Linked DNA regions of Mus musculus: region 1 is linked to region 2. The links are chromatin loops, found by intact Hi-C in ENCODE. Cell type or tissue: left cerebral cortex. All regions are shown on one strand. Links, peaks and the distances in the headings refer to the core of each region. The heading gives the core; the rest is flanking DNA. Region 1 holds the start of Gstm4 (glutathione S-transferase, mu 4). Region 2 holds the start of Gm40121 (a long non-coding RNA gene).

The links. A loop is a pair of places that touch in the nucleus more often than their neighbours do. Peaks named below come from ENCODE experiments on the same cell type or tissue, not always from the same donor. Only the 100,000 strongest peaks of a DNase experiment are listed, where the experiment ranks them.
Region 1: a loop joins it to region 2, with 2.8 times the contacts of the local background. A loop is called at or near these places in 2 of 42 quality-filtered maps.

Annotation. Positions count from the first base shown.
Region 1 is chr3:108,037,879-108,053,661 of GRCm38, reverse strand. It overlaps Gstm4 (glutathione S-transferase, mu 4), which reads left to right and starts at 8,806. Exons shown (of 8, transcript NM_026764.3): 1 at 8,806-9,025; 2 at 9,234-9,309; 3 at 9,703-9,767; 4 at 10,061-10,142; 5 at 10,238-10,338; 6 at 11,240-11,335; 7 at 11,416-11,526; 8 at 12,337-13,254. The coding sequence starts at 8,990. The coding sequence ends at 12,426. In left cerebral cortex, for the core only: a CTCF peak has its summit at 8,776; a DNase peak (open chromatin) is centred at 8,749; H3K4me3 peaks cover 1,226 bases; H3K27ac peaks cover 1,028 bases.
Region 2 is chr3:107,692,319-107,708,101 of GRCm38, reverse strand. It overlaps Gm40121 (a long non-coding RNA gene), which reads right to left and starts at 11,877. Exons shown (of 3, transcript XR_003954675.1): 1 at 11,373-11,877. It overlaps Ahcyl1 (S-adenosylhomocysteine hydrolase-like 1), which reads left to right and starts at 11,542. Exons shown (of 17, transcript NM_145542.4): 1 at 11,542-11,944. The coding sequence starts at 11,825. In left cerebral cortex, for the core only: a CTCF peak has its summit at 11,348 (motif pointing left); DNase peaks (open chromatin) are centred at 5,972, 7,270 and 11,454; H3K4me3 peaks cover 308 bases; H3K27ac peaks cover 388 bases.

The DNA.
Region 1 (15,783 bases), core at 4,303-12,302, 340 kb before region 2:
GAACTGGACAGGGCCTCCTGATTCCAGACAAATGAAACTAGGTTTTAGGAATTGGGGAGGTGGGGAAAGCCAAACCCATTGTTTGTTGTTGTTGTCAGTTTGTTTTTAAAATTTTAATAAATTTTACTCTGTCCTTATTTCTTAAAATGCAGTAACTTTTAGAGATGCTAACACATGTGTGTTTGTTTTAGCTTTACAGAAGGTTTGAGTAACGTGAGACACATGCTTGTAGAAAGATCGCTCAAGTACCAAGTTATGGTTAAAATAAACCCTTGGTGTGTTATGGGACAGGAAGATGACTACAAATAATGCCATGTGTTCTTCAGAAAGCTGGAAGGAAAGGGTCCGGATGTTTTTAACTATAAAGAAATAATTAAGTGTGAAATATATTTAACATGATTTAAACAGTACATGATGTATAAGCTTATCAAAAATAATGTGATACCTATTATATGTGTAATTTTTATGTATTAGTTAAAAATAAATTTAAAGGGGTTGGACATGTAGTTCAGTTGGTAGAGTGTTTGCCCTGCATGCCCTGGGTTTGATTCCCACTACCACATAAACTAAGTGTTGTGGTGCAGTACTGTGAGCCCAGCATTCAGGAGATTCGGTCTGAAGGGTCAGGAGTTCAAGGTCATCCAGGCTACATAAGAAGTTTGAGGGCAGCTTGGAATAACTAAGACACTGTCTCCAAAATAAGCTAAAAAATTTAAAAATAGCTCAAAAGTTTAGAAAACTTTTTTTTTCCTCTTGGATTATTTTGTGTCTAGAGAAAATGAAAAAAAGATTGGTTACTCTAATTAAAGAAAATAAATAGGCTGGACAGTTATAATTGCACTGATTGCAGTAATTACAGAGAGACCCAGTTATGTGTGCAGAATGGGGAATGGTTTTATGCTTGTTTAGAAAACTTATCACTAACTGATGATTTTTAAAACTTACTTTATTTAGCATGGCCAATAAATCAATTATATTTTAAATGTATATAGTTCAAGGCTTTAAAGCATGTTTTTCTGCTGAGTGGTGGGTGTTCTTGGTTTATTTGCGGTATCAACCTCTCATTGGGTATGAGATTCACAGATGTTTTCCCTACTCTGTTGGTCGCTTCCTGTACCTCGTAGAAGTTTTGTAGCTTGGTGTCACCCTCTTGGCCTCTATTTTTACTTTTGCTGTCTGTGTGTCTGGTACCATCTCCAAGAAGTCTTGCTTAGACCATTGTTTTCTTCTAAGGGTTTTATAGAATCAGGTCTCAAATTTCAACCTCAAACCCGGTGTGACTTGACTTTTATTGATGGTCGAAGGTTTCAGCTTCGTTTTTTTACGGGGAATGAGGAAGGTTAGCTCTTTCACAAATGGTACTTACAGTTAATTATATGCCTTTGTGTCTCTGTGTGGGTGTCTGCACATGAGTGCAGGTATCTAAGAGGCCAGAGGTGTCAGATCCCTCTGGGGCCAGACTTTAAAGGCAGCCACATTGAAAAGAAAGAAGAAAATGGTTGTGAGTCACTTGATGTGGGTGCTGGGAATTGAACTCGGGTTCTTGGGAAGGGCAGTGCTTTTAACTGGTTCAAAATAGTATCTAATTTAAAAATTATGTGCACTTGTCTGTGGTTATATGTATGTGAGTGCAGGAAGCCAGGAGAGGGTATTGGATCTTGTAGGGCTGGGATTGTAAGCACTTGTGAGCCATCCGGTATAGGTGCTGGCAACCAAACTTGGGTTATATGTAAGACTAGTATGTGCTCTTAACCAGTGAATAACTTCTCCCGTCCTTAATTATTTGTTTTTATTGGTACTAGGGATTGAACTCTGGGCTTTGCAGGTGCTAGGAAGGTGCTCTACCACTGAAGCATACACCGAGGTTTTCTATGAGTAAATTTGTAAATCAAGGTACATTTTCTTTTCTTTGCCCTGTGGGTGTCATTATCTCTTTTGCTTGCCTGATTGCTGTGCCACAGCTCTGGTGCTGCGTTGAGCAGGAACTGTGAGAGCTAACTAACATTGTTTGTTTTGTTTGTGGTCTTTGAGTAAGGGGCTGCAGGAATGGGTTAGTGGTTAAGAGCAGTGGCTGCTCTTGCAGGGGAGCCAGGTTGGATTTCTAGCACCCACATGGCACCTTAGAACTGCCTGTAACTCCAGGGCATCCAGTGCCCCCTCTTGACCTTCTTGGGCATCAAGCACATGGAACACAGATATGCATGCTCTTTGAGAAGAAAAATTCCCAGTTTCTACAGCCAATTATGATGTAAGCTTTTTATTATGTGGACGTGTCTAGTTGACATGTGGGTATAAACATAATCAAAAACTTCTGTATTTATTTTTTGAGTTATTTAATCATGAGAGTGGTTGAATTCCACAAGATGACATTTCTGTATCTATTTAAATGATATGTGGTTTTTGTCTTTCCTTCTGTTAACATGGCAAGTCCAATGGATTGATTTGCATTTGTTGAACCATCTTTGCAAAGGACCAGAATTAGACATTTCTCCAAAGAAGACATGAAAACGTTTAACAGATGTGTTAAAAGACTCTCAACATCAAACCCACAATTAACTATCATTTTACACCTGACCAGAGTAGCTACCTGCCCCAGTTCCCCATAACAAGTGCAGAAACTAGAATGCTCATATACTGTTAGCAGAATAGAAAGTGTCAAAAACCCTATGAAAAACAGTATGGCAGTAGTTTAAAAAAAAAAAAAGAAACTATCACATGACTCCAATATTTCCATGTCCAGTGATATAAGCTGCTCCCAATTGAAATCAAGATCTCAAAGAGATACTGCTATTCTTCTTTTTATTGCTGCACAAAACCATGGTCAAGGCATGCAAACCACTTAAATGCTCATCAGTGGGTTAATGGATGGAGAAAATGTGGTCTATTACGTAGCCTTGATGAAGAGAGAAATTCTGCAACATGCAACAACATGGATAAACCAGGGAAGTGAAATGAACTATTCATAGGGAAACATATATTGCATAATTGCGTAGAGGAGATGTTTAACAAACGGGAACTTGTACAGTCAGAGTAGTATGAGAATGGAGTCTGCCTGCGGCTACTGGAGCAGAAAATGCCAACTGCAAAGAATGGGTTCATCACCTCAGGGACTCAAGGGAAATATGTTCTATGTGTCCGCTATAGGATAATATGCTTGCAGAACTACACTGTGTACTTAAAAACTTATCCAAAGCTTTTAGTAGGGCATGGTGGCACATTGTATAATTCTAGCACTTGAGAGGCAGAGGCACAAAGAGGGAGACTGTGAGGCAGCCTGGGCTACCTACAGAGACCCTGTCTCAAATACAAAGAAAGTAAGCTTTAATATATCATGTATGTTTTTAGTTTATGTGTGAAAATTGACTGCAATCTGTCACAAATATAGTGTCATGGTCAGGGTTTCTATCCCTGCACAAACATCATGACCAAGAAGCAAGTTGGGGAGGAAAGGGTTTATTCAGCTTTCACTTTCATATTGCTGTTCATCACCAAAGGAAGTCAGGACTGGAACTCAAGCAGGTCAGGAAGCAGGAGCTGATGCAGAGGCCATGGAGGGATGCTACTTACTGGCTTGCTTCCCTTGGCTTGCTCAGCTTGCTTAGCCTAGGGATGGCACCACCCACAATGGGCTGGGCCCTTCCACCCTTGATCACTAATTGAGAAAACGCTTACAGCTGGATCTCATGGAGGCATTTCTTCAAGGGAGGCTCCTTTCTCTGTGATAGCTCCAGCTTGTGTCAAGCGGATACACAGAACCAGCCAGTGCACATAGCATGCTACAGGGGTGGATTTAGGATGCGGATTTTGCATGCTAAGTGACTTAGTTATTGTGCACCCAGGCTCCTAGAGCTTTTTCTCCCGGCATTGTTTTGTTAACTCTCCATGCTCTTCCTTTATTCTTAACTGTTTTTGTTATAAAGTCGCTTGGAGAGTCCTGACCTGGTTTTATTTTCTCATGTTTTTAAATGTGGTGACAGAGGCTGGAGAGATGGCTCTGTGGTTAAGAGCACTGACTGCTCTTTTCAGAGGTCCTGAGTTCAATTCCCACCAACTGCATGGTGACTCACGACCATCTGTAATGGGACCTGATGCCCTCTTCTGATAAATCTTTCTAAAAAATGTGATGACGGAGGCTGGAGAGATGGCTTAGGGGTTAAGAGCATGCACTGCTCTTGCAGAGGACCTGAGTTTGGGTCCCAGCACCCACACTGGGTGGCTCCCAACCTCCTGTAACTCCAGCTACAGAGAAGATCTGATGCTTCTGGCCTCCTGGGCCACTTGCAGTTGTGCTCACAGACACATATTTCTAAAAATCTTTAAATAAGTTAGCGTAGACCTAAATTCACCCTTAAAATATAGACCACTCTGGAATGAAATCACTTCTGGTATCCAAAATCATTGTGAGGTTCTGTCAACATTGAATGCATTGGAAATGTAGAGGTTTCTGGCTTTGGCAAGAATTATAAAACTGCAGTAACAGATCCAAATGAAACACTGAAGCCCCCTGTGGTGTGCTTGCACCTTGTGCCCCAGCTCTCAGGAGCATGAGGCAGAAATATTGCCCGGGGGGGGGGTGTGAAATCAGCTTGGGCATAATAGTGAGTTCCAGCACGGTCTGGGCTGTAGTGTGAGATGCTGTTTCAACAAAACAAACCCAAGACTAAAACAAAACTCACAGTCAAAACAATAACAAACACCCCCCCAAACCAAACAACCCCTTCCAAAAAGAAACCCCAAACCTATAAAACAATAATTAAACTTTTAGCTTTAATACAATTTAAATAAATATCTGTTGAGCATGGGATCTAGAACTTCAGAGAAGAGCTTTAGGCAAGCAGCGTGCTCAACACAGCAACAGTAACCAAGACTCTAATCACCTGGAAAAGACAGGCTTTGGAGGAACTTGAAGAGATTGCTTCTAATTATTACAAATAAGTGACTCAAAAAAAAAAAAAAAGGCAGAAAACCAGGAAGCTTTGAGTGCTCATTATCTGGTCAGGATGTCTGCTCATATTATAAAGGTAATTTCAAAGGTAGCTGAGCAAAAGTGTCTCATGGCACATAAATCAGCAGCAATTATAAACCAACATCGGTGCTGTGACTTCACAGATGTAACCAAAGAGGTTTGAAAACTATGTCTTCCTGCCAGCTGTGTGCTGCTAATCAGTGTAGTGTGCGATGTGGAACAGAGCCAAGATCTTGGAGACCTTGCCAACCTCTAAATGGATGGACTGCCTCCCACAGTGGAATATGCTCTGATGACTTCCCAGCTCCCTTCTCCACGCAGGGCAAATTGAAGCTTTTCCTTTCTTGTATTGCTTTAACTGTGCTATATATATATATGTATATATTCATTTTCAGGGGAAAACTAGAGCTACTAAAATTGTAAAACTAAACAAACCAAGCCCCCTTTCTCCCTTAGCTTAACACTTTACCAGTGGCTTTAAAGAATACCAGATCAGTCCCTTCCAGGCCTGGGGATGACCTCCTGAGGAGTTAATAAGATGCTGGCCCATGTGTTTGAAAGTTTCACCTCCAATCTTAGGCGCGATGTAATTGTGATGAACTTCAATCAAGGAGTGTAAGAGATTCACTTAGCACCGACAATGCTATCAAGAGGTACTAGCTTCAATGTCAAACTCCCTAGCTATTGTCTATAGCATGAGACTATTTTTAAAGGCCTGAGAAGAATTTTCCTTTAGTCAACATAAGAAGGGTTTTGTGAAACTCTAAAATATTTATCCAAAGGTTAGTATTGATCAGCTTGAAGAGTACATATTCACTCCAAAGCACTGAGCACCCATTCTATCGGAAATGGTTTTGTTTGTTTTTGTTTCTTTTGAGACAGGGTTTCTTTGTGTAGCTCTGGCTGTCTTGGAACTCATTCTGTAGGTAGGCTGGCCTCGAACTCATACAAATCTGATTGCCTCTGCCTTCTGAGTTCTGGGATTAAACATGCATGCCTCCACCACTCAGTAGAAAATTTTAAAAAATTATTAATTATTCTCCATGTATGTATGTATGTATGTATGTATGTATTGCATGTGTGCAAGTGCTCATGGAATCCAGAAGGGGTGTGGGTCAGGAGGTAGTGAGCTACCTGATATAGGTGATGGAAACCAAACCCAGGTCCTCTGCAAGAGCACTAAGTGTTCTTAATTGCTGAGTCATCTTGCCAGCCAACCATAGAAATCTTAAAATGAGATCCCTGGGAGTCCTCTAGAAGATGCTGAGTCACAGGTAGACAGCTTCCATGTCAGACACTGGTAAAGATTAACATTCAGATCCAGAGCCCTTTCCTGCCCATTAGTCCTTCTCTTCTTTCCACTTTGAAGCTCTCAAGTCAAAAGCGTTATTTCTCCCATCTTGATCCTTCTATGTCTGATGCCAGGTACTCTCTACCTGTCACTTAAGAGTTTATAATACTTCCCTGCCCTTCTCCCAGATCACCGCTGCAGCTCTGGATCTGAAGGTTGCTAACTTATGACCCTCACATGACTCTGACAACAAAAATTTCACAGCTGCTTTAAAAAAAAAAAAGTCAGAAGGGAACTTCCCTTTAAGAGGCCCCTCTGGTAGTTACCTTTGCTCATGGTCTGGATTCCAGTCTCCAGTCTTGCAAAACTTTTGGGTCCTCCTGAGGTCACTACAAGCCTATCAGCAAGGCCAATCAACTATAATTTATTTTGGGGTTACTCAGGCTGCCACAGCTTCTTGCTTTCTTCAGGGCTATCTAAACCTGTCTAGCAGGAACTGTTTAAATTCTATTCAATAAGTCTATCTTGTACGGAGGTATTAAATAGTCAAAAATAAGTTGTTGTTGTTTTAAGCAACAAGATGAAACAAAAAACAAGAACCCAACGCCCAGAACTTTGTTCATCTTGAGACACAAAGGATGCTCACACGTCTGGAGCCATATGAGTTCCACCATGTCTCTAGTGACATGAGGCTGACACCTTCTCCTGTACACTAACTTACTCTGATTCCAACTAGTCCTTAGAGTGTTCCAGATATTTAAAACTATCTGCCAAGAAATCACGCTTATTCAAGGATAACTAGATAACCCTTTCAAAACGAGGCAAGCACAGATAATTTGGGAGAACTCCCAGGAGGGTTACGGGATTCCTTTTTATAAATGATCACTTCCATAGTGGGACTGGGACAAAAATACATACAGCAAAAATTGGCAGAAGGAACTCTGTGAGTTACAGGGCAGCCTGGGCTACATAGTGAGACCCCTAATCTCAAACACCAAAAATCAAAGAGACAAACACATTGAGAGATATGTAGAAATAGTTCTATGCTTGATAATGAGTAGGGAAGTCAGAAGACAAGCAAGGGAAATGGCAAGTTAAGCAACACAATAAACCAACATGCAAAACACATGCTTTGCCACAGCAGTAGAAAAGTCACTAAGACAAGTACACAATTAAGGATTACAGGTCCATGTGTGATGACACACGCCTTTAATTTCAGCACACAGAGGCAGAGACAGGTGGATCTCCGTGAATTCAAGGCCAGCCTGGTCTATACAGTGAGTTCTAGGACATCTGGGGATATGCAGAGAGTGACACATCCTTGTCTCTGAGAAACAACAATAAAAACCAAACAAAAACTTGCCCCCCCCACCCCCCCAAACCTTCAAAACACCACCATCATCAACCAAAAAACCCAAAAAACAGATTACAGCTGCGTGTTATCTTAGGTCATAGAAGTTTATTACATGGAAAATCCAAGACAAGTATTTCTTCTTACATCATTCTCTTAAAGGAAGGCTAAACAGACAGACAGAGTACATAGTAGAATAGCAAGCTTAAGGGACTTCAAGATGTATTATTAACTCTTGCTGTGAGGTCCAGTGAAAGTCCCAGTCTCTTAGAATGTGAGAATTATTTTTGTCACAATGCATTGCCACAGTACATTCTTAACATTAGTAAGAATTGTAAGTATGGTCACCTGCCACTTTAGCACATTTTAGTTAAAGATGGACCCTATATACTCAGGAAGACTTATAATGGAGCTTAAAATTCTTATTTGGTGATCTTGTAGAAGTCTTAATGTAATAACAAAATGCAGTGAGTGTGTGATGTCTGTTGTACAAAATGAGAGCCCACTTCCCTAAGCCCCCCTCCGCAGACTACAGTCTTTGGACACATACGACAACCAATGTTGTGTGAAGAAACAGTGTGCCTTGCTATGAACAGCAGCTATTGAGAACTCAGACATCTCTCTCTTGATTGCATTTGCTATAAACTAATCCTGAGTTGTCACATGCTGACCCTGTGTACCCTCGGACATTTCAGAAGTCTTAGGTCTGTGTAAGTACACACTAAGACGGTCACTCAATAGAGAAAGCTGCCTCTGTCCTTGGGTAATACAGACATCCTGACCATGTATGAAACTTCAAATTTTCCATTTTCCACCCTTTTTTTGAGTCAGGGGTTTATCTGTGATAGAAATAATCTCTTTGAATTCAGATGAGGAACTTCTGAACAGAAAGACAACATGTTCTCTGCCAGACGGAAAAACATCACCTGGGGACCACTGTCATCAGCAGAGCCCCGCAGAAGTCTGTCTTGTTTGACAGCAGGGTTGAAGTGCTTAATCAGCACTTCCGGGTTGGGGCCTCTCCTAGTGGCCTGACCCTCCCACAGACCGAAGGCAACAGGGTAAGAAGGCAGAGCGGTACGGCAAAGGCAGGGAGTTACTAGAGCTCTGCATCTGCGCACCGGGCTGGACGATTGGGCGGAACTGCAGGCGGGATCGCTTATTACGCTTTCCGGTCTGTTGGGGGCGGAGCTCAGTAATTTGGCTTCTGTAGGTGACTGTCAGGGGAAAAGCTGTAGAGCAGGGTGTGTGTTGCGGGGCAGAGTCTGGAGGGGCAGGATCACGCCGGGCACCAGCCCCGCCCAGGGACCCGAGGGCACTAGGATAAAGTCAAAGTTGCTCACACCGGAGGCCGGTGGACTCAGTCTCAGGCACCAGCATCATGCCTATGACACTGGGTTACTGGGACATCCGTGGGGTGAGCAACCACCTGATGAGTGGGAAGGATTGCAGGGTTAGGAGAAGGCGAGCTGGGGGGTGAGGATGGGGTGGGGCGAGAGGAATCCCTTGCTTGTCTGGCTCAGGGTCTTGCACACATGTCCTTGCTGGTTTGTGCGCCCGTGTATATGCACTTGGAGGAGGTGAAGTCACACAGAAGTCCCCCGCCCCCATTCCTATCTTTTCAGCTAGCTCACGCTATTCGGCTGCTCCTAGAATACACAGGCTCAAGCTATGAAGAGAAGAGATACACCATGGGAGACGGTAATGCTATTTGTCGGTCAGACGTCTCCTGTCCATTGGCGCCTAGCAATTGGTGCCTACATTACATTTCACGCCTCCCGCACTACGGGGCTCCCCCAGATGGACTTAGAATCTGCCTCTTTCAGTAAGCCCCAGAGAGCTGGGCTTGACCTTCCTTCCTCCTGGAAGTGAAGGGGTGGATACCCCTCCTGTTGAAATTAGATCACATTCCTCATCAAGATTTGCCTAAACTTTGTAGGCCCCTCAGTTCCAAGCACTCTTTATTCCTGAAACTTTCAGGGATAAAGGCTCACTGTGTGAGGTTACAGATCCTTGTCTTAGGGGGTTGGGTCCCTGAAATAGGTGTGTTGGACACTGGGCTGATTTCTCTTTATGCAATCTCATCAATCACAGCTCCTGACTATGACCGAAGCCAGTGGCTGAGTGAGAAGTTCAAATTGGGCCTGGACTTTCCCAATGTAGGTAGAGGGGGACGGGGAGGTTTGGGGACGGGGAGGTTTGGGGAAGTCATCTCACCTCCTCACCTGGAAGAGGGGCTTGGAGTCAATGCTTCCTTCTGTTCACTTGCTTCCGTTCCTGGTGGCGTTTCTGAGATGGGCTGTGTCCTAGCTTTTCCATTCAGTGTGCAGTGTGTTCGTAGAGGGCTTCCCATGCTAGCCATGATGAACGGCAGGCCACATGTCAGTCCTAATCCAGAGAAGGAAGGCTGGGACCTCACATCCTGTCTGACCATCCTTTATTGTCCAAGCAGTTGCCTTACTTGATTGATGGGTCACACAAGATCACGCAGAGCAATGCCATCCTGCGCTACATTGCCCGCAAGCACAACCTGTGTGAGTGGGGCGTCAGCAGGGTGGGGTGGGGGACAACCCCCTTGGCTTGGCTGGTGTGAGGTGTTGAAGATGCGTCTGTGCTGTGTGTGCTGCAGGTGGGGAGACAGAGGAAGAGAAGATTCGCGTGGACATTTTGGAGAACCAGGCTATGGATGTCTCCAATCAGCTGGCTCGAGTCTGTTACAGCCCAGACTTTGTGAGTCTCATCTCACTCCCTCCCTGGGCTGGACCAGGCAGCGTTTGGGTCAGGAGTCAGCTCCCTCAGGTTCCCAATCTGCACAGATCTTATTTACCTTTTGAATTTCTTAGCCTCTTACCCTCCAGGATGTTTCATGTGTTGTCATCAGCTGTCCCCATGACACTGAACTATCAAATGAATGCTCTTACTTAGGCCCCACCTATTTTAGGGTGCAGTCCAGACTTCCCAGAGTGGACATTAAGTTCCTAGATAGTGGAGTTGTGTTTTCCAAGTGTTTTCTACCTGTGTCCTCTGCCAGCTAGTTCATATCTTTGCTGGTCACGAAATACAGGAATATCCCATGGATTAGAAAATGAAGTCCAAGATGAGGGACTGTCACAGAACCCTTTCCAGCCTCTCAGAGTGCTTCTGTTCACACCCCCTGGAGTCAGCATATTCCTTAGGTAGCACAGGGTCAGCCTGAAGGATTTTCTCTCCTTTTTTGCTTCAGATTCTCCTCAATTTATGGGGAAAACTCAAGTATATTTCATTCTTCTGGACCCATTGTGTGGACTCTCATCTCCTCTGAGTATTTTAGTTCTTGATTCTTTGATGCTGCCTGGCATTGGTACCTGCCAGGTGCGCAGGGTACCCAGCCATGTAGGCATCAAGAATGATGATGCCCCACTGTGGGCAGTCTTATTCTTCCCTGGTCTTCCACTGCATTTGAAGGGTGGGGTGGGCTACCGAGGCGTCTAGTAAGTAAGTGCTCATATGTTAAATCGAGACCTGGACTGTGACTGAGTCTCCATCTTAGTGGAGACGGCTGCCCACCTCTGGCTATTTAGGGCCGTGCATGATACTGAAGGGCCAGTCCTTCTTCAGGAACTTACATGGTGACAGCTGTTTTCTGCCTCAGGAGAAACTGAAGGTGGAATACTTGGAGCAGCTCCCTGGAATGGTGAAGCTCTTCTCACAGTTCCTGGGCCAGCGGACATGGTTTGTTGGTGAAAAGGTAAAGGGGGAAAAGTTGAGCATTGTCATTCTTCTCGGGGACAGAATTCCATGCCATCTCTCATTCGTGGCCCTTTGCAGATTACTTTTGTAGATTTCCTGGCTTACGATATCCTGGACCTGCACCTTATATTCGAACCCACGTGCCTGGACGCCTTCCCAAACCTGAAGGACTTTGTGGCCCGCTTTGAGGTGATGCCCTGGTCCTTCTTCCCCTTGGCTGTCAACTTTGCCTTGATGTTTTCTTGGGCTGAGGATAAGAATCAGGAATTGAGCAATTGCTTTCTGCCAGTGTCAGTGCCGAGCACCCTACATCTGTTGATCAGGCTTATAGTGATCAGCGTTCCTCCGTGGTGGAGGGGACTATCAGTCCCATTGCTTGGCTAAGCAAATGTGAAACTGTGGAGTTATACTTGCTCAGGGCTTCAGCACTAGCAGAGCTGTGCCAGGGTCTCCCTTGACTTCCCTTGGATACAGGCAGCTCTGGACCTCATTGATGTCTTTAGAGATATTCTAGGGGCTCACGCTCCTGCTAGAAGGCCAACAGCGTATGTAAATGCCAGTGCACCTTGTCCATGCCTGTATCGAGGCTGGAGACGGGATTGGATGAAGCTCAGTACCAGGTTCAGAAGTGTGGCTTTCTCCTTAGGGAATGATTACAGTGAGCCTGGCTTTTCTTTTCTGATCTATCTGTATCTATAAACTTTGACCCTGGTTTTGCAGAGTCACTGGATGACATAGGGGTTATCTTCAAAACATGCCTCTTTGTCCTGCTAGACAGATTCATAGTCAGTGTGCAAACCCAGGCAAGATGTGTGCAAGAGGAGCATGGGGAGGTCAGGAAGGGAGTGGGCCAAGAGAGTACAAAATCTGAGAGACAGAGGCCAGGCTAATCCCAGATGGGTGCCATGTAATAGCAGTGTGGGCAGGAGGAAGCTGTTTAACCTCTCTGGCCCTGAGCAAATCTTAGTGTTTGGTTTTCTGTTTTTCTTTAACTCTCAGGTACTGAAGAGGATCTCTGCTTACATGAAGACCAGCCGCTTCCTCCGAACACCCCTATATACAAAGGTGGCCACTTGGGGCAATAAGTAGAGCCTTGACTGGGCAGGAAGTGGGAACCGGGGGTTCTGGGAACAGTTGAACTTCCTGTAGCCCTAGTGCTGCTTTCTGTCCATCCCCTTCCTGACCCCAGAGTGTCAAAGGTCCTCTTTTCTTTCATCCAGTCCCTGCCCTTTCAAACCCTCTAAAGCCTAGGCTCCTAGTTTTCCTTTAGCAAAATGCCCTTCTAGCATGACTGTGTCCCGCGCCCACTTGATGGTCTTGCCTGCCAGCAGCTGTGCTGTTGTGAAGAGTTGGGACTCTCCATCAGCACTCAGCCTGGGGCTCCCCATGCTTGTCTGGAGACCAGAGACGGCTGGTGTGTGAATTTGGTCTCTGCACAGCTCTTTTGGGTCCCTCCTGTAAAGCCTGAACCACACTGGCTCTGGCTGCCGCACTACCAGCTTTTACTACTATCTCCAGTGGCTGCCTAGTGACCCGGGCAGAGGCTGAGTTCACAGGGATTTTAGTTGGATAGGCAGGGGTTTGGCCCTTCCTAGCCCCACCTGTTTGTTTCTCAGGAGGCAGCTGCAGAAGGCTCTGTGGAGCTCAAAGGGAGCTTAGATCTCCTTTATGCTAGCAGCACTGAGATTTGTCATGCAGGTCTCAGTGGTGAGGATCCAGGCTGATAGGAGTCCCCAGCAGAAAGCCAGGATCCTCTCTGCCCACTGTGCTATGGCTGCCTTATATCTATATGTCTCCAGGATCCTGTCTCTGATGTCTTCAGAGTATCCCGTCTTGGTCACCAGGGATGGGGGCCATCTTGGTTAATCCCTCCTCTTTGTGAGCCCCCGTGAAATAAATTTCTTCATGCTTTCGTAATTTCAGATGTCTTTTCCTACCATTGATGTCAGCAATACTTTGGATAGGTATAGAACTGTAGAGTGAACTTTCCATTTCAGATGGCCTCGCCCCTTTCAGAAATGCAGTGTTTCTGCTGAGAAGTATCCAGTCACTCTGACTAGGATTCTTTTGTATGTGTTCCACTTTGATACTTCAGATGGCCACCTTTGTCTTGAGATCCCCAAATCAAAGCCTTTGTCAGGATCTGTACTGGGCCTGGTGCTTCTCCACACCCTCTCTGAGCCTCTCCCACTCAGATTTAAGATACAGTTGCTTTGGGTAAACGATGCTGCCACCAAGAGTCAAAGGCCATTGAACAAAAACCACACCAATCATGAACAATCCTCTTTTGAGTTGTTGGTCAGGGTTGTCCAAAAGACTCCCAGAACGTTCCAGGCTATTGCTACCTCCGAGAAGTGGGAGTCAAGCCTGTATTGCTGAAGACACTGTGTGCTTCAGACAGGGCCCAGAGGCTCCTAAGCTGGATCTGACTTGAAACCCTTCTCCTGGGGGACTAACATTCATGGTGCCAAAGGAGGGAGGCAACCTATAACCCTTCTCAACTATCATGCCTATGAACCACAGCAATGACCAGCATGTCACAATAACCCTTACTTTGATGGTGACCAAGCTCCTGAGTTGGACTTAAGGCTTGCTGAACAAGAGGAAAAACCTGCCAGGAATAGGGCACCTAGCCAACTGCCCAGGGCTAGTGAAGCCATAGATCTTAGAGGAGAGCATACAGCTACCACTTTGCTAAACCAGCCTAATCCTGAAATATATTCCAACAACTTGTCCTTGTAGCTACAGATCAGTGTAGATGGAGAGCATTACAGAAAACCATAACCAACCAAATGGCATAGCTATGGAGCCTAGTCCCAGCTGATAGCATCTTCAGCTCAACTCCTACCTAAGGCTCAGCGATCACTCCAGAAGAGTGGGTGAAAGACTGCTAAGGGCCAAAGGACCAAGGAGTTTGCTGTGAGACTGTGTCTGTAGGAATGTCAGAAGTCTCATGAAGTCTCACCATCCTGGCTGCCTAAACATGAACTGAACAAGGACAACACCAACAGAGACATAAAGTGGGCGGTGGGAAAGCTCATGGGGCCCCAACTCTAGACAAAGAACTACAGGTGACTAAGGAATGCTGAGAGCGGCAGACATAGTCTTCTCCAGGGAAGAACTCTCTAGTTACCCAATACCAATGATCAGCCTTGAAAACATACATACAACTGACATGTAGACTAAGTTGTATTTGTGTATTTGGAATATATAATATATATACATATATATATATATATACACATATATATGCAACATAGAATTTATATGTGCAACAATTAATGAAAAAAGGTATATGGAAGGGTCTGGAGGGAGGAAAGGGAAGGAGAAAATGATGCAAGTATATTATAATCTGAAAAATAAAAAATAATTAAAAATTAAAATAAGGCTAATTTCAATATTTTTATGTCTTACCTGTTGGGGTACATTGTGTGAAGGTGTGTCTCTGTGTGTTCGGTTGCTAATTTAGTAAAGATTTTGTTCAAAAACTATAGCCAGAAATACATCTCCAGCCGGGCATGGTGGCACACACTTAATCCCAGAACTCAGGAGGCAGAGGCAGGCGGATTTCTGAGTTCGAGGCTAGCCTGGTCTACAAAGTGAATTCCAGACAGTCAGGGCTATACAGAGAAACTTTGTCTTGGAAAACCAAATACATAAATCAATCAATCAATCAATCAATCTCCAAAAATGACTTAAGACTTGACTTGCATAGGCATTTCCCCAAAGTGAACAGCCAGTCACTAAGCCCATGGAATCATGACAAACACTATGAGTTGGCAGAACAGTGTCTAAATCCTGCATAATCCTAGATTATTCCCTGCAGAATGGCTCACATCCAATTGGGGACAGGAGTTGGTGAATTTTGTCAGATCCAGTCTGTCATCTGCATGATATTCTCCTGAAGTGATTTAAAATTACACCTAGAGTGAACATTAGGAGATTCCAAGGTTTCTAACAGCATCGTGAGCCCTCTCGACATACCAAAATGAACAGTTTAGTTTGTAGGCAGGTGTTTTACTCACTCCAGTCTCCCCTCTAATTTTTGTGGATACCTACTTCTTTGTGCAGGTGAGTGTAGTCTCCGTACACTCTGTCCGTCATCTCAGTGTTATTAGATGTGTGGATTTCATTAATTTAAAAGCTTCTAACCAGAATCTCTCAACCGTTTCCCCTGGCTTTAGTCCTTTTATTTGAATAAATCACTGAGTAAATACTTCAAGGTAAAACTAAATAAAAGTACTTTATATGGGATTATCTGTGCTCTTCAGATATAATAATTTAAATTTTGCTGGCAACAGTAAATCATATACATAGGCACCAACAATTTCAGTCATTTCCTTCCTTCCTTCCTTCCTTCCTTCCTTCCTTCCTTCCTTCCTTCCTTCCTTCTTTCCTTCCTTTCGTTCTTTTTTTGTTTTTTTTCAAGCCCTGGCTATCCTGGAA
Region 2 (15,783 bases), core at 3,509-11,508:
TGCTTTATTTTATAAGAGCTGCCTTGCTGGGCACTGATGGTGCACGCCTTTAATCCTAGCACTTGGGAGGCAGAGGCAGGCAGATTTCTGAGTTCGAGGCCAGCATGGTCCACAGAGTGAGTTCCAGGACAGCCAGGGCTACACAGCAAAACCCTATCTCCAAAAACCAAAAACCAAAAAAAAAAAAAAAAAAAAAAAAAAAGAGCTGCCTTGTTCATGACATGTCTTCACAGCAATAGACAACAATGTCACATTTAGTTATCAATTTGGAGAGCAATCTATTGAGTCTCCAAATCTCCAATATGATATTTTAGACCTTCATGATTTTTTTCAATGTTTTATAGTTTTCAGCATATAGTTCCTGGACTTGTTCCAGGAGCTCTATCTAGAAATAATGCATTATTTGCTATTTGAAGTGGGATTACTTTCACTCTCTAACTTCAATTGCTGGTGTATAAAAACATGATTGATGACAGGTATTCTGCCAACACCTCGAAGATGTTTCCCGGATCTGGAGTTGGTCACAGCTGCTGGTCTGTAAACTGGCTATGGCTTTATGATGCACTTCTGAATCAGACAGAAGAAGGAGTCATACAATCTCAGGGGAAACAGACTTTTGTCTTTTTTGCTGATTATGAAAATAGTCTTCCCAGATGACTAGTGTTTCAGAGATTGATGCAACACATGCTTACATTTTCCTACAGCTTCATTATCGACTCGATCTGTTTTTCTTCTGTTTTGCTGCCACACCCATGCCAAAATCTACAAATCAGGGCAGTCAAGGCTACTGAGCAGCTCACAACTGTGAGGAGTTCCAGGCATGGCTGCTTCCTTTTTCCCCAGAAAAATACAAAATGCATCCTGGCATGTGGCATATGCTAATATTCCCAATACTTGAAAGGTGGAAGCAGGAGGATTGCCATGAGCTTAAGGCAAGCCTAAACTATAGTAAGAGGCCTCATTTGAAAACCTGCCTCACAAAAACAATAACAACAACAACAACAACAACAACAACAACAAAAGCCTAAACAAACAAACAAACAAACAAAAAAAACCCACTACAACCACCACCACAACAAAAACCCATAGGAACTGAGTAACCAGGAACAGCCTGGCCTATGATTGGCCCTTCTGGTTAAGGAAGGCAGAAAAAGAGGCAACCTCCACAAGGAAGGCTTGGGCAGAAAGTTAGTTGTTCGCTTGCCCCATTAGAGAGCAGCACTGTATATTCAGTAAGATGAGAGATACAAAAATAAGCTAAAGTTCATGTGGAGCTTTTTATTTACCAAGCAGTCAATGCACACTCACTGTGGAAATTTTTAACATATAGATAAAAGCAAAAATAAGGAACCGTATGAGCTGTAATCTCACCAGAGGCGATAAGCTCTTGCTTTTTTTCTATATAAACATGCAATTTTATGTTTACTCACAAAGTAAGCTACACTGTGATGCTTTTTTAACAGATAAACATTTTCAGGTAGTAAAATTATCACACATGTCATTAATTACTGTTGCCTTTTGTATGGCTGTCCCAAATTTTTAGTCACTTGAATTTTTCTTCTGCTTTTGGGAGTGTAAGAGGGATGATTAATTACACACTTATTGCAGTAGAAAAGCCTGATTGAGAAATCAGCTATATCTAGTTTTCTTGGCCGTGGACTCTTCAGAAAGGAATGTTAAGTATTCCCCCACATCCTCCCAGGAGAGTGGCCAGGACTTCAAGTCTGGTAGGTCAAAGAGGTTGAGAGGTAGCCTTTTAGTTAGGAAGTTGGTTTACGTAGGGCAGTGACCACAGATGTCAGACACTGAGACTCAGATGGGTTCCCTTCCCCTTCCAGAGGTTGGCAAAAGCTGGTATGCAGATGGCTGTGAGGAACTGAAAGGAAGATTTCTCAGTGGCTGGCCACTGGGGCAGGGGAATGCATGATGAGTGGGTGTGGGAACACTGCTCATTAAGGTTGAAGTCTGGATTGTCTTCTGGGGCTTGTCGAAATATGGAGGATTCTCTTCATTGGCAGGGTTTCTGCTTCTCTGATCTTGTCTAGGGAATTAAAAAATCTCTACCTGCAGAATGTCACATAGCCTTAGAGTACAGGATCAACTTCCTTTTTCCTGATAAGAACCTGTTCAGCTAGCACCTCAGATTTCTGCAATGCTTCCCCATGCTAATGAGGCATTTTGGTACCCTAAACCTTCAGCCCATGACCTCTGCCTATCCTAGATGTTCATACCTCCAGTCCCCTCAAATTACATAAGCCTTGAATCACTTCAAGTAAAGTTGATCTAACTCCCTGCAGTTGGTCCAGGTATGATCATTGATTCTAAGTGCTCACTGGGCTTCAGAACTTCGGTAGTCATTCCTGTTGTCATTGCCCTCATGGACCAACATCAGCTGATGATCCCAGAGGGCAGCGAGAGCCACAAGCCATGCCCATAGACAGGAGATGACCAGCATCCCATAGGTAGCCATGGAGCAGCCATTAACTGCCTGAGCGCCTCCAAACTGGACCAGCTGTCCAGTTCTATTTTAATTCACCTGCTTAGGATTTCTGCTTTAGTTTACATTTAGAAAAATCAAATGAGTCACGAGGAAGACCCCTTACTAATATTAGACCTCTAGCTAACTAAATAACAACTAAATAACTGTGAAATGGGTTTGGAATCAGATTTAAATAAATTTCAAGAAAATAAAGAATATGATAATTTCTTTCCTGCCAACTGTCACAAAGTTATTCCCTTCCATATGCCATGCTGTAATAAACACTGACGTGATGGTCATCTATGGTCCTTGATGGTTCACACTTGATGTCTTCTTGTCCCCTAAGGAGTGGCAAGGCCTTTTGGGTCTGTCAACCATATGGCTTAAGCCCCTGGACCAAGGAACCTGAACTGGGTTAAGGCAGAAACAGCTGGATATTCTGTGTCTGGCCCTCGCTCCTTTTCAAATGTGCTTTATAGCTCAGAGAATGTTTCTTCACCCTCCTAACCTTCAATTTTTTCCATCTGTAAAGTTCTGACAACCAAAAATATTTACCACATGATAGTACTCAGTCTACGTAAAATCTAGACAGACACATGTCCACAGAAGATAGAAGCAGTTCCTATGTGTTTCAGTCAAACCAGATGTTGTTGACCTGTTCCTGAACAAAGCATAACTTGGTCACCTCTACATTTCCACTGTTGCTATTCCTTCCATCCAGTATGAATATACCTCACTGCATTTTCAAGTCCAACTCACTCTTTAAGATTCAACAAAACAACTCCCTTTCACAAGGCTACCTCTATTTCTCTCATGGAATCCATTTTTCTTTCTTCTTCAACAGGCATCTGCGATCAGTGAGTGTCCTCTGGAAACATTTTGCAAGCTCCCTGAAGGCAGAGGCTGTGCTTTATTATCTGTGCACCCCCTCCAGGACTCAGCTCAATATTCTGAGAGTTACTATCAGCCAAATGGAGAACTAAAATTGGGACCTAGATTTAGGCTTGGATGCAATTCCAGACTATTTCAAGCCTCGGAGTAGGTGGGGCAATGAAAGGAATGCTGGGACTAGGAGATAAGACTTCTGAACATGAGTGTGGCCTGGGCTTCAGTGCCTGCCCACAACTCATACCTCCTTGTCTAGGCCCTACAGGAACAAGAGGACACTGTGTCTTCATAAGTTGATCCTGGGCCTTCAAGGGACCTCACTTCACCCATTCTTTCCCTGTGGCCCTACAAATAAGGCAAAGGCCTAAGTAGGCCTGCAGAAAATGGTTAGAGGAATTTTGGGAAAAGGCCAATGTCCAAGCTCCTGGTCTCTGGATTGAGCTATGTACTTGCTCTTAGCCCAAAACGTTGTTGACCCTTTGTCGGGACGCTGGAGTGTGGAAGTGGCATGAGCTCATTCTGGAGGCCCGGGAGCTCTGTTCTCACCACTGCAGAATGGGACAAATGATGAGGGTGGGGATGAGGGAGGTTAACTCTTCTCCCAGGGAAGAGACCAGGGTTGCATTGGTATGATGGAGCCTGCAACTGCTCAAAAGCCGCACAGGCAGAGCCTTTTGTCATTGTGGCCATGAAGAGGATTATCCCTACCAGGGCAGAGAGGTGTGAAGGCTAACCTTGGAAATCCAGACTGGCATAATGAGAGTTAGGAGGGTGAAATGGTTAATGGTTTGTTGAAAAACAGGGAGAGTCCCTCCTCTAGGGGCCTAGCTGGCTGCAAAGCCAGGAGCAGAGACTCCAAGGGTGATGCAATGGGGCCCGCCCTGCACACCAGAGAGGGTAAGGAAGGCTGACTCCCACCCAGCAGCAGCGGACTCCACACTACCAGCAGACAACCACTCTCTCCTCTGGCCCCAAGAAACCAGCCACATGGTGGGTGGAACCTTGCAGGTAGAAAAGACCCTGTTTGCTTGAGCTGTGGAAAATTGCAGCTTCTGCCTACCCTATTCCATCCAACCTCTAAGCCTTTCTAGTCAAGCAAGCCTTCCCATTTAGCCCCACCATACATGTTCTGGAGTCTCCTCATCAGGGTAGCTAGCTAGTCTAGCCAACCATTCTCTATTCCCACCGCAGGACTACTTTCCTTTTAGGAAAGGTAACAGGTAGAGGGTGAAGGACTCAGGACTGTGGAAGGCACAGACAGCCTCTGACCCTGGCAAGACGGCACTCTCACCCTGCTAGCCTGCTCACTATGATCCTGGGAGAGGATATATTCTGGGTGGAAAATCAGAAGCTTCTGAAAAACTCACAAGAGCTTCAAGGGTGGGCAAGCATCCCTGAATTCAAGAGTTAGACTCCTGTTCCCTTCCCACCTTTGAAAATGACCCAGACTCCTGAAAAATAGTTCTTACTTAGCATGGGGCAGGAGAGACAAGAGAATCTGACCTCTCTGAAAATATATTAGGGGACTCAGATTTTCGAACAAAGTGCTGACCAAAGTCCCATGAGGACTATGGCTGGTTTATTTTCTATGGGACCCCCAACACATCTTCTGTCCTAAGTCAAGAATTATTAGAGAGATTTACCAGGCAGAAGCTAAAGTCCAAGTGCAATTTCACAATTTCTGCTATTATAGTAAACTTCTCAACACAGAGGGGGGCGTACAGAAAAAAATACACAAAGAAGCATAACAAACTACCAAAACTGTTCCACAGCCAGTGTTTACAAACCTTGGCTGCCTTTTCAGCCTTAACTTTAAAAGGTGGCAATTTCAGAAATTGAGGAAGTTCATCAGTATCTTTGCTCCAATCCATCATTTAAGGATGTTTCCAGGGGCTACAGGACCTGTACCCAGTCAAGACCCAACCTGAAGCAGAGAAGTGACAATTACCAATGGCTCAGGCAGTTTCAGTCTTCCCTATCAGAAAAGCAAGATTCACTTGCAAACAAGTGCTTTGCCTAAGCCTGGATGATCAGTTCCAGCCTCAGGGTATTCTTATAATTCTGGAAGGCAAGGCACAGACAGAATTCCAAATTCTCAACAACAGCTCCTTTAAAACCTCCAGTTGCTTTTCTGGGACTTACATCTTAGTAACTTATGTTTGAACATATTACTTTTTGTAACTTTCTCCAAGCTCCCTTGTATTTGTTATGTGATTGAATTAAGTCATCAAAGCCCTCGATGGAGAGCTATATCTTGTTTTGCATGAGGAAAGAGATCCAGAAAGATCTAAGATCCGGGTAGCCGAGTTGGGAGCATAGTCAAGATCTGAGCCCACATCGCCACCCAACCACAACCCTAGTACACACACACACACACACACACTCACACACAGAGTCACACACACACACACACACACACACACACACACACACACACACACACACAGTCAGGCAGACATCAGAAGTTCTCAAGTCCTCAGCACAGAATCCCAGATGCCCTAAGGCAGAGAGGTCCTTAATCCAATACCTTCAGATAAACTATCACTATTGGCAGGAACAAGGCTCTCTGCCATTTACATTTTGTTCCATTTCTCTGTGCTGTGACCCAACTTAGTCTGTTTTGCTTGAAAGCAAATCACACCCACTCCTACTCCTCACTCCCAAATAGGAAATCCAATTGCAGTGAGTTGGAAATGACTCCAAATGCCCAATAACAGAAACAAAACAAAACAAAACAAAACAGTTAAACTCTTAAGGTGAATGATGAAATGTCTGAGCAACACAAACAAAACTAAGAATGTAAAGCATCTCTGTGCAAGGAAACATGTTTTTGAAATACTGTAATTTGAACAGAGCAGAACCCACAATGGCAGGCACTTACCAAACACAGGTGTGCCAATGAGCATCTACAAATTAATACGAAGCAGAATGAACTGAGAAGTGTGGATGAAAGATTTTCTCTTTGTAAGTTTTCCCTATAATGTTCAAATAATAACTAGCAATAACAATTTCCTAACACATAGGCAAATGTGATCATCTTAATAAGCAGAGCGAGGCGTGAAGGAGGAAGAACTCTTGCTAGAGCTGCTGAAATGGAAGAACCAGCATAAGGGGCTCTTCCGAGAGCACAATGTGAAACAGGAAGCAGGGTTCTTCTATGGCCCTGCCCTGGGTGATCTGGAGTGATGCTCCAAGGGGACCCAGCACATCAAAAAACATGTCAATGGTGCCTCTAAGAGCCGTGCAACAACCAGGGCAGGAAGGGGATGAGGGCTTTCCTCTTTCTAGCACTGCCCACAGCTCACATCACTACAATTATGGGGCGCTGTCTTAGGGTTTTACTCCATGACCAAGGCAATTCCTATAAGGACAACATTTAATTGGGGCTGCTTTACAGGTTCAGAGGTTCAGTCCATTATCATGAAGGCAGGAAGCATGGCAGTGTCTAGGCAGACAAGGTGTAGGAGGAACTGAGAGTTCTACTGTATCCAGGGAAAGACTGATTCTTCTGCAGTGGGTGGGGCTTCAAATTCACCACCACATTGGCACACTGCCTCCAACAAGACCATACTTCCTAACAGTACCACCCCCTATGGGCCAAGCATATTCAAACCACCACAGGTCCATAAAGTGAGGCTTGTTGACAAGAGGGAAAAGGCCTACAGAACAAGTATAATATTTCTTAGGTAAGATGGCAGGCTAGATGGGAGTACAGAGGCACAAACAAGGCTTCCCTAAGACTCAGGAACAGCGCTCTCTGCAAACACATTAAACTCAACATGTTTCAAGCTGATCCCATATCTCATCAGCCTCTCTATGAAGGATTGCTTTTTCTCCTTTGTTTTCCAAATTGGTGATTGCCAGCACTACCCACCATGTTGCAACAGGCTGTATTCCATCTGTCTCTAGCTTCAGCCTTTACTCTGTTCTACTGTACCTCCATTCCCTAAACACACTAAAATAGTGACAGCTCCCAGGGCACACCAAGCTGTCTTGATTGTCTGCCTTTCCTGGATTCTGTTCTCAACCTTAGCCAACTGTTTACTATCAAGACAGCACATGTAGCATCTCGGTCTGTGAAGTCCCTTTTGTTCATCTGCTGAGACCTACAGAACCTGTACCCAGCTAGAAGCCAGTGTCTCCATCTTATTAGTCTCTCAAGCCACATCTAGCACTGTTCCTAGTATATCTCAAGCATTCAGTGCAGTGATGAAACTTAACCCTAGTAAACCTAGGGTTACAGAGAACTGTATCACCGGGCAGGTTCAACACTGTGAACACCATACAGTATACCTTTGTGTATTCATAGGTCATATAACCTGGTATACAATGTATATACTACACCCATTGCATCTGGATATACAGCATATACTGCAGGTGGTTGTAGTACAATGGTAAAAACTTAAACATATCAAAAGGTAGGCTTATATAGTTACCACCATGAAAATGAGGAATGTGTAGTGCTAAAACACTACAATAGCTTTGTCACGGGATTGTAGGAATATTTTGTTTTAAAATCTTTGTTTTTGATTTTAGTCTCGGTTTTCTTTCTATTGTAATAAAGAACATGACCAAAAGGTAATTTTTAGAGGAAAGGATTTCAGCTTACATGTCCTGATCGCAGCCCATTATAAAGCAGCTCAAGGCAGAAGATCATGTAAACCATTATAAAGCAACCCAGGGGCAGGAACTTAAGCACAGGCTATGGAGTGCTGCTTCCTGGTTTGTTCCCCATTACTTGCTCACCATCAGTCAAGAAAATGCTCCCACAGACATATGACAGACAGTCTGATAGAGGCATTTGCTTAGTTGAGATTCCACGCCCAGATAGCTCCAGCTTGTATCAACTTGACATAAATCTAACCAGGAAAGTTTTGGTGGTGTTGTCTTTGTTGAGACAAGGTCTCACTACATATCCCAGGCTAGCCTCAGACTCACACTGTAGCTCAGACTGGTCTTGAAGTCTTGGCAATCCTCCTGTCTCAGTCTCCTGACTATTTGGATGACAAGTGTGTGCTCCCATATGTGACTCCATAATACTCCCATGGACCACTGGTGTATAGTACCTAGCATTGGCCAGATCATCACGCACTGTATATGACTTTGTTTTATAAATAAAGAATACGATTAATTTTGGGGTAGACTAAGTATATTTGACTAATCATAACAATCCCATGTGAGACACTGCAACACTATTACACTTTTAGTCATGTGATCTTCTCATTCACCTTTGTCCTTCCACCACTCCTTTCTCGGGCAGGATTCTCTTTGATCTCCAGACCTTTGGAAAACTTTCTACCACCACATACAACAAGTAGCATTACCCTTAGATCCCTCCTCTTCACAAACACTGGCCCAGGGATGGGTCTCTAGTCTGGATGCCTTTGTGGTGTCCTGAGGAATTAGCTTGCTTGCTGGTAGAGGTAGTGTCAGGTGAGGGAACAGGCAAAAACAAGCCATTTCTTGGCATCCAGAAGTGGCAGTTTCCAGTTGAACCACGTGAGGCTGTCTTGGGATTGGGCATGAGGTAGGCAGCATACAGTGTTTCTCATGGATGGTATGCTGTCACACTCCCTGGCTGGGTAAGCACTTTGATTTCCAGCCTCTACCTGGGGAGCATGGTGGCCACCAGGGCCTTCTACAGTGGCTGTTTTTCAACAATGCTATGACCTTGGACTGGTTCCTATTGCCTCTCTAGTATCACAGGGGTGCCTTTTCCACCTTTAGATTAAGCATCCTTGTCCATCTCCTGCAAGAGCAAACCACCAGCCTCCTGTCCAATAAGGCACACTGGTAAGTGGAGTCACTTGCTGGTCTCCATCTCGACCTAAGCCACTCAATAAAGTTGTATTCCCTCTAGGTCTGGTCCTGTGGACAATCCTCTGTCTCCTGACTCTGAAGGAGTATGAGAGATGTACTCTTCAATCTCCAGGAAGCTCACAGCGAAGCTAAAATGCCCAGAGAAAGTACAAAGCACCTGAAGAAAAACTGCTTTAAAAAAGTCAAATCCAAAATATAGATACACTAGAGCTTGTTAAAAATAATTTGTCTCAAGACACATATATTTTTTTTTAATTCAGGAGACTTAGAGTTTCTTAGCTGATTTCTAAAGACTCAGGTGAATTGAATCTATGGGGCTCCAATAACAGTGTGGACAAAATAAAAAAGATGAAAGCTCCCGAGTGGGCCAGTTGTGGTTGCAGGCCCCAGCTCTAAGGAGAGAGTGGCCGCCTGGCCCTGTGTGGATGTGCTTACTACTCTGGTTTCATCTCTCTGCCCTCTGTGGCCATAGAATTCCCAAGGAGAGAAGTCTGACTGCTCTGAACAGTGAGCACATGAGAGAACACTAACATTTTAAGACATAGCAATCCTTCTAGGTACTTCAACAGCCCTCTTCAAACATCCACAGGCTTCTTATAGGAAGAATTCAGTGGGTCCAGAAATAACTATTTCACACCTTCCCCAACCTTGAGCACAAATCAGTATTGGGGTAGGGCTGGTGTCTTTTAAGACCACCTTTTTTCTTGATAAAGTTGAGTCTTTAAAACCTGGTAAGGTCAGGAATGGTGGCACAGGATAAGAGATCAAAGCCAGCCTGGGTTACATAGTGAGACCCTCTCACAAACAACCCAGAACCCAGTGAGGTGCTGGATATAAAAGAATGAGCTTAGAGAGGATTTAGTGGAAAGGCTCTCAGGAGGACTTATTCTCAGCATAGTGGGGAAGAATCTGGCTTCTCAGAGTCCACCCAAGAGAGAAGAGTGAAGCAAAGGAATGAAAAAGGAGCCACAGGAAACAGCTAGATGCGGAGTATACTAGAGAGCTTTGAGGGAGATTGTGGTCATTGAGAAATCCCAATGGTGAGATAGATGGCTGAAATCTCTTTTTGGAACATTTCAGAAATGTAATTGTAGACTGTTTGCTATGTGATGTAACCTCTCCCCTTTGACCAACAAACCTTCATTAAAAGTTCTGCTACATGTTATAGCCTCATTTTTTGTGGTTTAGGAGTAAGAGTTGGAAAGAGAAAGGGGCTGATGTGACTACAAGAGCTAAAGAAACAGTTGTAAGACTGGAATAGTGAGTAATGTTTCAGATGAGGCAGCAAACTAGAGCCAGAGATGACCATGAAAACCTAAGTCCCCTCAGTAATTCACAGAAATCCTGGGGACAACATTGTACTTTCCACAGGACATAGGAATTGGAGCCAATGTCATTTGAATGACTCTCAAAGGATAAGATACCGCAGTTGACCCCAGCTTACGAATAGGCTTTCCCTTCCCAAATGGATGGGTTCTTGGAAAACATAAATATGCCACATGCACCTCTACCATCCCAGGGCCTTTATACGGGGGCTGTACACAGTAGAATCCAGAAACTGTGCGAGTCCAAACTGAACGTTCTGCACTACACTCACTGAGAGTGGAGCTGGCAGGGAGAGCCTACTGCCTAGAGAGCATGGAGCAGGAGAACCCATTTGGCTGGGACTTTTTCTCAATCTGCCCTGTTCTCTGCCCTCTGACCAACCCATCAACCTTATCTTAATGACCTCTTCACATCAGCACTGCAGCCTGAAGGTCTTGTAAACAGACAAGGCCCAGGAGGAGATGGTGATGGAGGTCATAAAGGGTTGTGTAGAAACCAGACTGCTCTCAGCTTGTTCTGCACCCCTGTGAAGTAAAAAAGCAAACACTGTCCCCTGGAAATGGACTTCTGGCCCAAAGGGCCCAGGGTGTGGGCCGGGAGTAGGCTGTCTCTAACACTGAATTTTCCCAAAAAGGGCCGGGTAAAATGTGTCCGGTGGGACTCTGGTTTATGCTCCCAAGCATCGCTCTTGATATGCCATCTTCCCGATCCCCGATGCTCTGCCACCTCCCCATGCTGAGGTTTCCTGGGGAGTTGGTAGTCCAAAGACCCTTAGTCTTGTGGCATCTTTATAGGAGTCACACTCGGCTCAATAGGGCTGATGGCACCACCTGGCGGCAGACAAGGTTCAACTACTCACCCTGGGACGTTCATCACCGAGGCGCAGGAAAGGAGGGGCGATTCCTGCGGCCCGGCCCAGCATGTTGACGTCACCAGAGCGCGCCATTTGTCCCCGCCTCTTTCCGCCCCCCTCTCCTTGGGGCTGCCAGTACTTGACGTGGCGTCTCCGCCCTCTACCCTTACTTTGCGTGCGTGCTTGCGTGTGGCGGAGGTGGCTGCGCGGGCAGGTCGGAGCTGCGTGCTGTTGCTTCTGGTTCTGTGGCCGCCGTCGCTGTCCGGCAGGCTCCGGTCTCGGAGCCGACGAGGCGCGCGCGCGCGGGTCCCAGCCCTTCGGAAGCCCAAGCAGCTCGGCGCGGGGCCTGGCGGGAAGGCGGGCGAGCGCGTGGCCGAGGGCGCCGCGCGGACGGGCGGGCGCCCGTGAGGGAAAGAGGCGGGGGCGGCGGGTTAGCCGCGGGCCGGGCCGGCCGGGGGATGTCGATGCCTGACGCGATGCCGCTGCCCGGTGTCGGGGAGGAGCTGAAACAGGCCAAGGAGATCGAGGACGCCGAGAAGTACTCCTTCATGGCCACGGTCACCAAGGCTCCCAAGAAGGTGCGGGGCTCTGGGTGGCGGCGAGGGCCCTCGAGGAAGGGGCGCGAGCAAGCCCCGGGCCCGGACTCGGGTAGTTCGGGACTTAGGGCTAGGGTTTGGGGTGCTCAGGACCATTGACACGATGTAGTGGGTGGCCGGTGAGCGGCGATGGGCCTAGCTGGAGCCAAAGAGGCCGCTCTGACCTCGCTTTTCTTTGTCCCTCGGCCGGAGTCCTCCTGGATCTTACTGAAGCCCGACAGGGCCAGGCCTTAAATTCGCGACTGACTTTTCCTGGATGGAGGGCCTTGAAGACGAGATTGGGAGGGGGTGAGCGACTCAGCTGACCCCTGTGACCTGTCCAGGGGATGAGGTTGTGCAGGAAATTTCCCCTCAGGTGAGTGGGGGAAATCAGGCAGCTCTTTTTCAAAGCATCTTCTTGGGGGAGAATTGGCCGTTCGACCAACAACTGCGTGATCGCTTAGAGGCAAGAGGAAAGAATCGTATGAACTGGTTTATGCAGCTGACGGTTCTAAAAGCAACAAGAGATGGAAAGGCAAAATGGTAATCGCCGTGCAGTCTTCCACCTGCTAGGAAGTATGTGAGAAAGGAAAATTTAGAGGTTGGTGACAGTAGACACTGTCATGGATGCAGGTTGATCGCAGTCATGTGAATAGATCACTTAGACATCCCTCCAGAAAGGAGCTTGGGTGGGTTGGGGAGGTGGGTGGGAAGAAATGATTGCTCATTCTTTACTGCACTTACAAGTTCAGCCTATTGTGCTGGGGGTTGAGCTCAAAGGACATCCTTCTATGGCTCTTGGAAAAGGTGATCTATGGAGGGCTGAGTCTAACTAGCTCTCTCAGTGGTAGGGTCGGGGTCTCCAGTGCTTTCTGTCGAACCTTTGCTGACCCTTCCTCTAACCTGGTACCCAATTAGCAGTGGAACAAGGAGGTGACCTTTCTGAAATAGTTTCCTCTTGTATAAAGTCTCTTCACAATCAATCCTGCCTACAGTATTTGTAGGGTTCAAGGATGATATAGATTCAGCTGAGCAAGGTTTGCAGAGCAGTTAATCCCCAAGGCTCCTGTACTGGAACTAGTTAAGCTGCTCTCAGTGCCTGAGAGGGCTTTATTTATTTTCCTCCAGGAAACTAATTGACTGGTCTTGGGGAAAAAAAAAAAAGTCATTGCTGTGTGCTTTAGCTCTGTTTTCTCACAAAATTGAGAATGTCACCAATAACACCTTTGAAAGGTTTATAGAAGGTCCCTCCATCCTAAGGGATCCAGTTGACCTCATTTTTAGTGCTCTCATTCCCCAACTGCTTTGTTAGAGAAGTGACCTTTTGCAATCTGCACTATTTGAATACAAAGTTAGAGTTCTTACAAGCAAAATGCATACGTGCAGTACCTCAGATGAGTTAAGTGGAGAATTGGAAACACTGATAGACTAACCCCCTGACTCTTATCTCTTGTCATAAGCCCACCTTCTTTTGTCTAGGTACTCCAGAGAGTCTTAGTCATTTTTATTGTTCCTTATTTTTTTCTTTCAGTGTAACTATATTCTTGCAAGTCAATATTGATAAGCCAAAATCTGTATTATACATTGTAAACTCCTGGAGGCCAGGACTCTTGGTTACCATTGTATCTATGGAGCCTAGTTATGGAGCCTAGTTTTGTCCCTTGAATGTAGTACTCAATTATTAATTGGCAATCTGGCTAACCAGTAACTGAGATGCTGAATGCCAACAGCAGTAAATATCCCTTTTCCTCTGTCTGAAAGGAATATCACAAATGAGTATTATTGTGAAGCCAAGTGCTAATGACTTTAGAGACTCATATTCCATTAACTAAAATAAGCAAGTCCTGCCAGGCGTGTGGGAAGACCCTGTTGTAAATTTCCATTTGCTAATGTATGTGTCCTCATGTTATTCATCTTGTTCTTTGAGCTTTATTGTGTGGTATGTACGTTGTACTTGTATTAAGATGTATTATGATGACTAATTACCTTCCCTTAATGATGATGATAAGAAGCATTTACTTAGTTAATGGACCAGTTAAGGACTAGTCAAGGTCATGTAGTAAATTCTGGGTACTCTGGTTTTGGTTTTTTATTCCCTCTCAGGATTTCAGTTCCTCGATATTCTGACTTAGGTCACTGTTGAGCCTCTTCCATGTGGTGATAATGTGATGAAGTATAGAAAAGGTGAGGGTGCAGGTGGCATGGTACTGAATAGTGTGAGGAAAAGGTCTCTTTAAAATGATGTAGTCCGTCATCCCAAAGGATCCCAGCTCGACTGTAGACCAGGTAATCTTTGGATCATTCCCATTACTGAGCTCTCGCTGGAATTGAGGGCATTCCTGGGGCCATAGGTGACTTTAAAGCTTCTCCATCAAGTCAGCTTCTAGTATGCTTGTCTTGCCAGTTTTTAATTATTGTTTGCTTTGTTTGAGGTACAGTATATTATATGCCCATTCAAGCAAAAGCATATCTTATTCTCTAACTAAAATGATAGCCAGTTTTATATTGGATGTCTACTCCAGTACTATATATTACAGGGCTTGTTGGTTTGATTTAAGACTTGAATATTTGGCAGTCAGAAAGCCAACTATTAATTGGTATCCCCCTAAGTGAATAACTCTTGTGCCTCAGTTTCTGCATTTGCCTAATAAATGTCTGTTGTTTGGAACAGGTGATGCCAGAGATATTTGGAACTTAAGATAGTAACAGTAATTTTTTAAAGTATATTTTACTCCCTCCTTAAAATATTTTCATATATTAATTTATGGAGGGAGGACATGTGTGCACAGAGGAGTCAGTATAATTTCCATGAGTCTAATCCGATCAAACTCAGGTTGTCAGGCTTGGCAGCAAATGTCTTTACCTGCTGCTGAGCATCTTGCTGGCCCTGTCCCCTCTTTTCAGTGAGCATTTGTTGTGACTTGTAGAGAGTCATAAATGCCAACTACTGAGAAGATAAAACTTAAGAAATAATGGGAAAGTATTGTTAACTTTGAAGGCTAAGATAATTAGTGATACAGATTATCATAAGCAACTCTGTAAAACATCCTAACATCCAGAAGAACATGAAAAGAACCATAGTCTTGTCTCTTAGTAGACATGAGAAATAATGGAAGACATTTTTTCCTGACCTAGAATTATAAAGGCAGTTTTCATGGGTCCATATTGATTGCTGTGGTATATCCTAACCCCACCCCCACCCCCCGGTTTTTTTGAGACAGGGTTTCTCTGTGTAGCCCTAGCTGTCCTGGAACTCACTCTGTAGACCAGGCTGGTCTCCAACTTAGAAATCCACCTGCCTCTGCCTCCCAAGTGCTGGGATCAAAGGCGTGCGCCACCACTGCCTGGCTGTGGTATAACTTACATGATAAAGCTTATTCACAACTTATAAGTGGTTTCAGTTAGGATGGTCAGGAAAGGTTGAAGTGAGGGCTCTTTTAGTAGTAAGGAGAAGTGTACATTGTACCACAACTGAAGGAGAACCCTGTTTAATGTTGGCAGTTACTCAAGACAAATCCAATACATTTTGTGGTGTAGATAGTAACTGTCTTTGGAACTTCAGAAATTGACATTGTGTCAGATTGTTGGTTTTCCATAAATAAACCCCAATCTCTAATTTATTGATGAAAACTCCTTTGATGGACATGATTCTCTAAATACCTCTCAGAATATTACCCTTCTGTAAATTTCTGACATCTAAGGAGGAAGGACTCAGGATCCTGCTGAGTAGCATGTTAAACGTTTAGCCTAGGTTCTGTGCAGTTCTTTTACTGCTTTGTTACCATTTAACCAAATTGTTAATGTTATCTTGTTGTAGAAGTTTATTTTGAATTTAGAGAATG